2 separate regions of the Homo sapiens genome follow, and region 2 is linked to region 1. The links are chromatin loops, found by intact Hi-C in ENCODE. Cell type or tissue: ovary. All regions are shown on one strand. Each heading gives the region's core, and the rest is flanking DNA. Links, peaks and the distances in the headings are about the cores only.

The links. A loop is a pair of places that touch in the nucleus more often than their neighbours do. Peaks named below come from ENCODE experiments on the same cell type or tissue, not always from the same donor. Only the 100,000 strongest peaks of a DNase experiment are listed, where the experiment ranks them.
Region 2: a loop joins it to region 1, with 4 times the contacts of the local background. A loop is called at or near these places in 2 of 110 quality-filtered maps.

What each region holds. Positions count from the first base shown.
Region 1 is chr3:13,902,480-13,907,864 of GRCh38, forward strand. It overlaps LOC105376957 (a long non-coding RNA gene), which reads left to right. Exons shown (of 3, transcript XR_001740602.3): 3 at 1,161-5,385. Among named protein-coding and RNA genes, the nearest start is that of WNT7A, 25 kb to the left of the region's middle. RefSeq lists a silencer at 1,513-1,807 and an enhancer at 4,937-5,106. In ovary, for the core only: no CTCF peak of the experiment used is centred there; no DNase peak of the experiment used is centred there; H3K27me3 peaks cover 439 bases.
Region 2 is chr3:14,900,671-14,906,055 of GRCh38, forward strand. It overlaps FGD5 (FYVE, RhoGEF and PH domain containing 5), which reads left to right. Exons shown (of 20, transcript NM_152536.4): 9 at 333-391. Among named protein-coding and RNA genes, the nearest start is that of NR2C2, 44 kb to the right of the region's middle. RefSeq lists enhancers at 1-61, 62-944. In ovary, for the core only: no CTCF peak of the experiment used is centred there; DNase peaks (open chromatin) are centred at 1,889 and 2,251.

The DNA of each region.
Region 1 (5,385 bases), core at 223-5,222:
GAAACCTTGTACCTGTAGCTCAGTTTCTGTACAACAATAGTAAGAAGTCCTTTGAATGCTAGCAATGTGGGCAGTTCTTTAACTATAAATCATCCTTCATTAGTATTGGAGAATTCATACTGGAGAGAATACAGTATAAACTGTAATTAGTGTGGAAATACTTTTCAAAATAACTTCTCTTTTACTAATGTAAAAACTCCTAATACTCCTAAATCTCATTAATATAGTCAATGTATTAAATTATTTAGATACCTCATTAACCACAGAGAATGCACATTGAAGAGAAACCTCATGATTATGTCACAGAGCCTTTAGCTATAAAGACCTCATTTAGAGAGCAAATAATTTACACTGGAGAAAACATTATCAATTTATTACATTCATCAGAATGTATAAGAGTTCATTAATTACTTGGCATGTAAAGACTCATGCACGTGGATAAACAACATGTGAGAACTCATACAGGTGAAAAGCCAGTTTGGGAAAATCACCTGGAAAAGAAACTTTGTAAATCACTAAATTCATCCTGAGTACATACTGAATTATTCTATTAATTTGGAAAATTTGGAATTCATGTAAACATATTCTAATAAATTGATATTATCAGATACCAAAAAGAAAAACTTATAAGCTTTAAGATTCTTCAGTATAGTGTTTATAATTTTTTGCATAATTTAAATTAATTCAGGTAGCAGAATAAAAATTCAAATACACTGGAAAGGAATAGGAATATGATAGGGTATGATTCAGAGTCCCTACTCTCGTAGTACCTTACTTTTATTTTTTAAACCAACAAGTTAGAAGGGAAACCTATTTATGAGGGTCATGTACCATATTTTATCAAATCAAACTTGTAATGAACTGTGAGATATGCCATTATTTTGTGTACCACTAAGACTTAAAAAACCTCCTAGACTATGGTATTTCATTGATTATAAGATGCATCATGATTCAGAGGTGTTGAAATGTGGGGGTATAAGTGAACCCTACAATGGAGTCTCTAAGCCATATGATAATTCAGTAATATTTCATTAGGTAGAGGGAAAAATGCATTGGATTTGAGCCCAAATTAACAAAATCTAATCTTTTCCTCTCTACCAAAAATCTTGTGCTGAAATAGTAATTGCACTTATTTCTGTAATATTTTGCTTTCTTTTCAGAAATCTTTTTTGGTATTTCAGCATGTGTATGGATGGTATACTAAGAATTGATCACATTTGGTTGTTGAGGGGCCAGGATGGCTGATTGGAAGTAGCTGCAGTCTGTGGCACTCACAGAGAGGAATGAAAGGAGCAAGTGAATTCAGCACCTTCAATTGAGATATTCGGGTTCTCATATTGGGACTGACTAAGCAAATAGCTTGACCCACAGAGAATGAAAAGAAGTGGGGTGGGGTGATGACCCACTTGGGAGCAGCACCAAGCCAAGGGAACCCCCACCCCCAGCCAAGGGAAGTGGTGAGTCAATGCGTGACCCTTCCCCAGAAATTACACTCATCCCATGGATCTCTGCAAGCTGTGGATCAGGAGATCCCCTCATGAGCCACAATACCAGGGTCTTGGGCTCGATACATGGCCTGTGTGGAGTCTTGGCAGAGTGGCCACTCAGGCACACACAGACACCCAGGAGTTTTGCATACTCCAGCCCCAGGATCTGTGGCAAGGCAGAAGATTCATCTGTGCATGTCCCTAGGAAGGGGGCTGAGTCTGGGGAGCCAAGTGGCATCATTCTGCAGGCCCCATTTCCATGGCATCTCACAGGTTGAGACCCAATGGCTTGGAATTCCAGCCAGCCGGCAGCAGTAGGCTGGAGTCTGCCTGAGTCTGGACCAAGTTCCCAGGGGTAGGGGTGGCTGCCATCTCTGTGGTTTGGTAGACTCAGTTGTTTCAGCCTGCCAGCTTTGAAAAATACAGGTGGTCTGAACAAGGGGGGGATCCCCACAGGACAGCACAGCTGCCTTGCCAGATCTTGGCCAGACTGCTTTTTTAAGCAGGACCCTGAACCATTTCTTCTCACTGGGTGAGACCTCCCTGCAGGGGCTTCAGCCACTCCAGCAAGTGTTCTATAGACAGAGCTCTGATCTCTACCCCCAGGGAGAGCTTTGTCCCACAAAGCTCCAGGGGGAGGGGTGGCTACCATCTCTGCAGTTTGGTAGACTCAGCTGTTCCAGCCTGCTGGCTTTGGAGAATACAAATGGTCCAGATGAGGAATGGTCCTCCCCAACTCAGCTTACCTGCTCTACCAAAGGGCAGTCAGACTGCTTCTTTAGGTAGGTCCCTGATCCTGTTCTTTCCCACTGGGTGAGACCTCCTAGCAGGGGTCTTCAACCACCTCCTGCAGCCACATTCAGGCTGGCAACAAGTGAGTGGCCCCGGAGTTGGAGTTTCTGGAGGAAGGAGCAGGCTTCCCTCTTTGCTGTTTTGCAGGCATCACTTGTGATACCTCCAGGTATGGGAAAAACCGAGGCAACTAGGGTCTGGAGTGGAACCCCAGCAAACCACAACAGCTTTACTGAAGAGTGGCCTGTTAAAACAAACAGAAAATAACAACATCCACAAAGATCTCACAAAAGTCAGAAACCTCAAAGATTGAAGGTAGATAACCCCACAAAGATGAGAAAAAATCAACACAAAAACACTGAAAACTCAAAAAGTCAGTGTGTCTTCTCCTCCAAATGACCACAACACCTATCCAGCAAGGGCACAGAACTGGGCTGAGGCTGAGATGGCTGAATTGACAGAAGTAGACTTTAGAAGGTGGGTAATAATGAACTTCACAGAGCTAAAGGAGCATGTTATAACCCAATGCAAAGAAGCTAGGAATCATGATAAGACAATACAGGTGCGACAACCAGAATAGCCAGTTATGTTTCTCTCCTTTAGAGAGATTTAGAAGTCCTGGCCACAGCTATGAGCCTGCAAGATAAAGAAATCAAGAGTATTCTAGTAGGAAGAGAGGAAGTCATATTGTCTTTGTTTACAGATGACATGATCCTATATCTAGAAAACTCCATTGTCTTGGCCCAAAAGCTTCTAAGCTGATAAGCAACTTCAGCAAAGTCTCAGGATATAAAATCAATGTGTAAAAATTGCTAGCATTTCTATACACCAATAACAAGCAAGCAGAGAGCCAAATTATGAATGAACTCCCATTCACAATTGCTACAGAAAGAAAAAAATATCCAGGAATACAGCTAACAAGGGAAGTGAAGGACCTCTTCAAGGAGAACTACAAACGGCTGCTCAAGGAAATCAGAGAGGACACAAACAAATGGAAAAACATTCCATGGTCATGGATAGGAAGAATCAATACAGTGAAAATGGCCATACTGCCCAAAGTAATTTGTGGAATCAATGCTATTCCCATTAAACTACCATTGACACTCTTCACAGAATTACAAAAAACTATTCTAAAATTTGTATGGAACTAAAAGAGAGCTTGAAAAGCCAAATCATCCTAAGCAAAAAGAACAAAGCTGGAGGTATCACGCTACCTGACTTCAGATTATACTACAAGGCTACAGTAACTAAAACAGCATGGTACTGGTACAAGAGCAGACACATAGACCAATGGAACAGAATAGAGAACTCAGAAATAAGACCACACACCTACAGTGATTTGATCCTCAACAAACCTGACAAAAACAAGCAATGGGGGAAGATTTTTTATTTTATAAGTGATGCTGGGAGAACTGGCTTTCCAAATGCGGAAAGTTGAAACTGGAACCCTTCCTTACACCATATGCAGAAATTAACTCAAGGTGGATTAAAGACTTGATGTAAAACACAAAAGTATAAAAACCCTAGAAGAAAATCTAGGCAATACCATTCAGGACATAGGCACAGACAAAGATTTCATGATGAAAATGCCAAAAGCAATAGCAGCAAAAGCAAAAATCGACAAATGGGATCTAATTAAACCAAAGAACTTCTGCACAGCTGAAGAAACAATCATCAGAGTGAATAGACAACCTACAGAATGGGAGAAAATTTTTGCAATCTATCCATCTGACAAAGTTCTAATATCCAGAGTCTACAAGGAACTTAAATTTATAAGAAAGAAAAAACCCCATTAAAAAGTGGGCAAAGACATGAAGAGACACTTATCAAAAGAAGACATACACATGGCCAACAAGCATATGAAAAAGAAGCTGAACATCACTGATCGTTAGGGAAATGCACATAAAAACCACAATGAGATACCATCTCATGCTAGTCAGAATGGCTATTACTAAAAAGCCAAAAAACAACAGATGTTGCGAGGTTGCAGAGAAAAAGGAATGCCTTTACACTGTTAGTAGGAGTGTAAATTAGTTCAACTGTGGGGATTCTTCAAAGATCTAGAGGCGGAAATACCATTTGACTTAGCAACCCTATTATTAGGTTTTTCCCCAAAGGAATATAAATCACTTAATTGTAAAGATACATGCACGTGTATGTTCATTACGGAACTATTCACAATAGCAAAGACATGAAATCAACATAAATGCCCATCAACAATAGACTGGATAAAGAAAATATGATACATATACACCATGGAACACTATGCAGCCATGAAAAGGATCAGGACATAGATGAAATTGGAAGCCATTATCCTCAGCAAACTAACACAGGAATAGAAAACCAAATGTTGCTTGTTCTCACTTACAAGTGGAAGCTGAATTATGAGAATACATGGACACATGGGGTGTGGGGAACAACACACACTGGGGACACGTGGGGACTGTCGTGGGGACAGGGGGAAGGAGAGCATCAGGAAAAATAGCTAACGGATGCTGGGCTTAATACCTAGGTGATGGAATGATCTGTGCAGCAAACCACCATGGCACACATTTACCTATGTAACAAACCTGCACATCTGGAACATGTCCCTTTGAACTTGAAGAAAAAGAATTGATCACATTTTCCTGGTTTCTCATATATTAAGTATTTTGAATTATAGTTAGACTTTGTGATTTGTCCTCAGTCCTGGCACATAAATCTTGAGATACCCTGTGTACTATGATTAATTATTTTGAATACACTGCACTAACTCATCTTGTAACATATTTTTAGTTTTAGTTTTTTTATATATATACTATGTATCCATAATAGTTACAGTTTATATAGGGTACATGAGATATTTTGATACAGGCGTGCAATACATAATAATCACACCAGGGTGAATGTAGTATCACTCACCTCAAGCATTTATCTCTGTGTTACAAACAATCCTATTAAAAATCAGAAATGAGATATTCCAACAGATGCCTCAGAAATAAAAATATTATAATTGACTATTATGAAGAATTATATACTAACTAATTGGATAACCTAGAAGGAATGGATAAATTCCTGGAAACATGCAACCTACCAAAACCAAATCAAGAACAAATAGATATCCTGA
Region 2 (5,385 bases), core at 194-5,193, 1.0 Mb after region 1:
GAGGACATCCCGTCAGAGGGGATGGGGGAGTCACCAGAATTTGGTGATAGGAGGGGTGGTGCCAGGTCTGAAAAGCTCACCACAGTCTCCCTGTTTCCTCCCAATTCGATGTGGCTGTCCCTGTGTATCACCTGCCAGGGTGGTCACTATTATAACATATTCAGTTTACAGCCAGGGAAACTGAGGCATGCATGACAGTGGTCAAATCACTGTCAAGGTCACCTAGGCAGTAGTGGCCAAGCTGGGCTTGAGGCCTGTGACCTGACACTACAGTGGGGAAAATTGATGCCCCTCTTGCAATGGCCCAACTCCTGCTCTGTGTCCCTCCCCAGGTGCACTGAGCCTCATCTCCAAAGTCACAGACCGTGCCAACGACAGCATGGAGCAAGGGGTGAGTGCGGCCTGGCGGCCCCCTTCCTCAGACACAGGTTCCAGGCACCTCCCCACCAGCTCCGGTCAGCCTTCTGATGCCCCACTCCTAGGGGCTGCAGGCAACCGTCTCTCTTGTGGGACTCTGCAGAGAGCCGTGGGTTCTGGCTCTGACTCTTGATGTGTGACCTCAGGCGCTGTGTGCCCCTCTCTGCGCCTCCAGTTCACTGTTCAAACAATGAGAGGAATGCCCCGACTGTGGTCTGAGGCCACCCCCATCAGCACCTGGGGTGCTTTGTAAACTCCTAGTTCCTGGGCACACGTTGGATCCTCCCAGTCAGAGCTTCTGCATGTAGGATCTAGAGAGCTGCATTTTTAACAAGCACCCTGGGTAAATGTTAGGACCACAAAAGTTTGAGAATCACTAGTCCACTAGAATATGTGGCTCTAAGCACAGATCTGATTCTGACTGTGTGACTCTGTCTGCTAGAGGGCAGAGTTGATCCCGCATCCCAGCTCCATTCAGGTGGTCACCACATGCTCACTGTCCTGCTAAGCTGTAGGCATGCCAGCGCTCTGTGTTGACAATGGTTCCAAGCCCGAGTCCTAGGTCACTGGAAAAGAGTTCAGTGACCAGGTAGTCACATCTTCTGCAGGCACAGAAGGGAGATGATGGCCATGTGTGCCGAGGAGGTGCTATACTTTGCTGTGGCAGAGACACAGTGAGTCATCCACAGGCAGAAGAGGAAGGGAAATTGCATTTATTGGACACCTGCTATGTGTCAGACCTTGTGCTGTGTTGGGGAGTGGAGATACAAGCCCTTGAGGAAACCTCCGCTTAGTGGAGTAACTAAATATGTGGATGCAAATGACCATGATAGATGTCATGGGAGAGAATGCCACAGGGTTCAGAGAAGGGAGGTGGCCCTTCCAGCCGAGGTTGCCAGAAGAGATGATACGGGCCAGGTGTGGTGGCTCACGCCTGTAATCCCAGCACTTTGGGAGGCCGAGGCAGGTGGATCACTTGAGGTCAGGAGTTCAAGACCAGCCTGGCCAACATGATGAAACCCTGTCTCTATTAAAAATACAAAACTTAGCCAGGTGTGGTGGCACACACCTTTAGTCCCAGCTATTTGGGAGGCTGAGGCTAGAGAATCGCTTGAACCTGGGAGGCGAAGGTTGCAGTGACCCGAGACCATGGCATTGCACTCCAGCCTGGGTGACAGAGTGAGATTCCATCTTAAAAAAAAAAAAAAAAAAAGTTGACCTGGAGGTGTCCCCATAGGGAGGATTTGCACACATGCCAGGAAGGCAGAGAGAGAAAAGGGGTGATAGGAAGAGGGGCTGGCCTGGGCAAAGACATGGAGGTTGGACGGTGCATGTTGGAGTTCAGAGAGCCACCTGCTAGGTGGCTAGGCGTTGGGGACAGGATGGCAAGGTAGCATCAGAGTCCAGGGAGAGAGGTCGGGCTGGCTGGTGAAGGGTAGACTGAGAGTGGAGGCTGAATCAGCTAGGTATGAATACACAGGCCAGTTTCCGGGCCGTTTTCCATGTGGGTCAGACATGCCCTTTTAATCTTTAAGGTCCTCTCTTCTCTCACTCTGCTCTGCACTGACCTCCCTGCCCCTCCTCATTTTGGCATCTTGTACATACAGTGAGAGTCCCTCAACACAGCCAAAAACTAGAGGTGCTTTGGGGTCCAGCACCCTGTCGAGGAATAGCAGCAGATGGGCTGGGTTCTCCACATTTCCCTTTAGCCGGGGCTGCCTCTGCTTCCAGAGAGAAAAACTAGGTCAGGCAGGGATACATCTTCCCTCCTACGGGGAGCTTGCACACACAGCCCCACCCAGAGGAGGAACCGGAGCAGCCGACGGCCAGACACCCTCTTGGCTTTCTCCAAGGCTGAAGTTGGACGCTGTGCTGGGAAGCAGGGGCCAGCTGTGGACAGCTGCACCAGGCCTGCTCTGGACCAGAGGCCCCTAGCCCATGCCTGCTTGGATTGGGGAGGAGCTCTGCCTGGGACATTTACTCTTTTGCAGTTTGGAGGTATTAAGTACATTCACACTGTCATGCAGCTGTCATCCCATTCATCTCCAGAACTTCTCTTCCCAGACTGAAACTCTCTCCCCATTAAACTCTAACTCCTCATTCCAGTCTGCACCCCAGCCGCTGGTAACCATCATTCTGCTTTCTGAATAGACTTTATTTTTTAAAACAATGTTTAAAAGCAATGTTAAATTTACAGAAAAGATTGAGAAGATAGTACTGAGAGTCCCCATGTGTCCCCCACACAGTGTTCTCTGTTATGAACATCTTTATTATTATTATTATTATTATACTTTTAGGGTACATGTGCACAATGTGCAGGTTAGTTACATATGTATACATGTGCCATGCTGGTGCGCTGCACCCACTAACTCGTCATCTAGCATTAGGTATATCTCCCAGTGCTATCCCTCCCCCCTCCCCCCACCCCACAACAGTCCCCAGAGTGTGATGTTCCCCTTCCTGTGTCCATGTGATCTCATTGTTCATTTCCCACCTGTGAGTGAGAATATGCGGTGTTTGGTTTTTTGTTCTTGCGATAGTTTACTGAGAATGATGATTTCCAGTTTCATCCATGTCCCTACAAAGGACATGAACTCATCATTTTTTATGGTTGCATAGTATTCCATGGTATATTAGTATGCTACATGTGTTACATTAACACACAAATATTGGTACAGGATTATTAACCGAAGACCCTAGCTCATTCAGATTTCCTTAGTTTTGCCTGGTGTCTTGTTCTAGGGTCCCTTCCAGGACCCCACATGCTGTTTAGTGGTCCTGTTTCCTTAGGCTCCCCTTGACTGCAGTAGTTTCTCATTTTCCTTGCTTTTGATGAGCTTGACAGTTTTCAGGAGTACTGGTCAGGTATATGGCAGGACGCCCTTCTGGTGGAAATGTCTGGTGTTTTTCTCATGATTAGACTGGGTATATGGCTATTTGGGAAGAGGCTCACAGAGCAAGGTACTTTTCATCCCATCATATGAAGGGCACATACTAGCAACAGGATTTACCACTGTTGATGTTGACCTTGGTCACCTGGCTGAAGTCACCTGGTGGCAGGTTTCTCCACTGTGAAGCTGCTCTGTCTCACCCCTGCCTTTTCCATGCCCTTTGGAAGAAAGTCAGTTTGTGCAGCCCATTCTTAGGAGCGGGGGGTTATGCTCCCTCCTCTTGAGGGCACCATATCTACCTAGGTTATGTGGAATTCCTCTGCCTGGGAGATTTGTCTCTTCTCCCTCATTGGCTAGTGTATCTAGTCATTATATATAAAGAAGTCATTTATATCAGTATGGACTGTTATAATCCAACACTTCCTTATTTATTTTATTTCTCAAATTGTTTCAGCTTTGGCTATTGGGAGCGTTTTCAGTTGGTTTCTGTGCCCTTTTCACATGGTGTCATCAATATAGATTTCAGGGTGTGTGTGTGTGTTTGTGTTTTGAGAACTTCCTTACTTTCTGGCAGTGCAAGGTGCTCCAGGATCACTCACCTTGTGTATTTCCTGCCCCAGTCTTAGAATCAGTCATTTCTCCATGGAGCCCTGTTTGCATTAATTGGATAATAATACTAACAGCCAAGATACAGGCATTAGGTGCACTTACTGGTAATGTGGTATCATTTCTTTTACACCTCCTTAGCTGACAGCAAAGAAATATATGTGTATACCAGCTTTTGCATATACCCATATCTGTAGATATTTCCATACATAACCATCTGTATCTGAATATTAAACTAACCATGAGTTTTATTTTATTTTTTTGTAGAGATCGAGGTCCCACTATTTTGCCCAGGCTGGTGTCAAGCAGTCCTCTTGCCTCAGCCTTCCAAACTGCTGGGATTATAGGCATGAGCCACCATGGCTGGCCTTTATTTATTTTTATTTTATTGTATTTTATGTATTTTTTTTTACCATGAGTTTTTACCAATGTTTCCCATTCTAATCATGACCACACTAGCCTCCTCCCTTGCTTATCTGTAAATTCTCACTCCAACAGTGAGAAGCCTCGTTCCTACCACCCATTAATTTAATTGTTCAATTTACCTTAATTTGTGGAAGATATTTTTCCTGGGTGTAGAAACCTGGATGGACAGTTTTTCTTTGCTGCCACTCCACTGTCTTCTGGTGTACATCGTTTCTGGTGGAAAGTCTGCTGTGATACTCATGAGTATCTGTCTTTGTGTAATGTGTCCCTTTTCTCTGGCTGCCTTTAAGATCTTCTCTTTTGATTTGATTTTGGGAAGTTTGGCTGTGATGCGTCTGTGTGTGTGTGTTGTGGGGGATGGGGTGCTCTTTATCCAGTTGTGATTCTTGAGCTTCTTGGATCTGTGGTTTGTTGTCATTCACTAATTTTGGGAAATCCTCTTGGATGCTCTGTTCTTTTTCCCTGCTCTTTGTGTTTCAGTATGGATCATCTCCACTGATCTGTCTTCAAGCTCATGGAGTCTTTCCTCAGCTGTGTTCCGTTTGCTGCTAAACCTGTCAAAGGAATTCTTTGTTTCTGATACTGATTTTTTACTTTCAAAATTTCCATTGGACGCTCACGTATGGTTTCCATCTCTGCCAAAATCCTCCATCTGCTTGCGGGTGGTGTTCACCTTTCCCACCAGGTCCTTTTACCCACCAATCAGAGCTACTTCAAGGTCTGATGGCTCAGACACCTGTGTCCCTTCTCACTGTGGTTTGATGGAATGCTTTCTCCTCTTGAAAATGAGTTGGGGTTGGGGAGTTTTTTGCTTGCATTTTTGTGTTCCTCATAACTTGTTATTGGAGGCCAGGCATTATGTGTAGAAGCACTGTAGAGACTGAGGTAAATCGTATTTACCCCTCAAGGTGGGGTAAGCCTCTTTTTTGGTCATGGCTGTTCACGGTAGGGTACAGGGCAGTCGGGTCAGTCCAGTCGGCACCTGATCTGGGTTTGGGTTTTGCTGCCGTGTCATCAACCTTCAGTGACTGCCAGGCTTCATGCT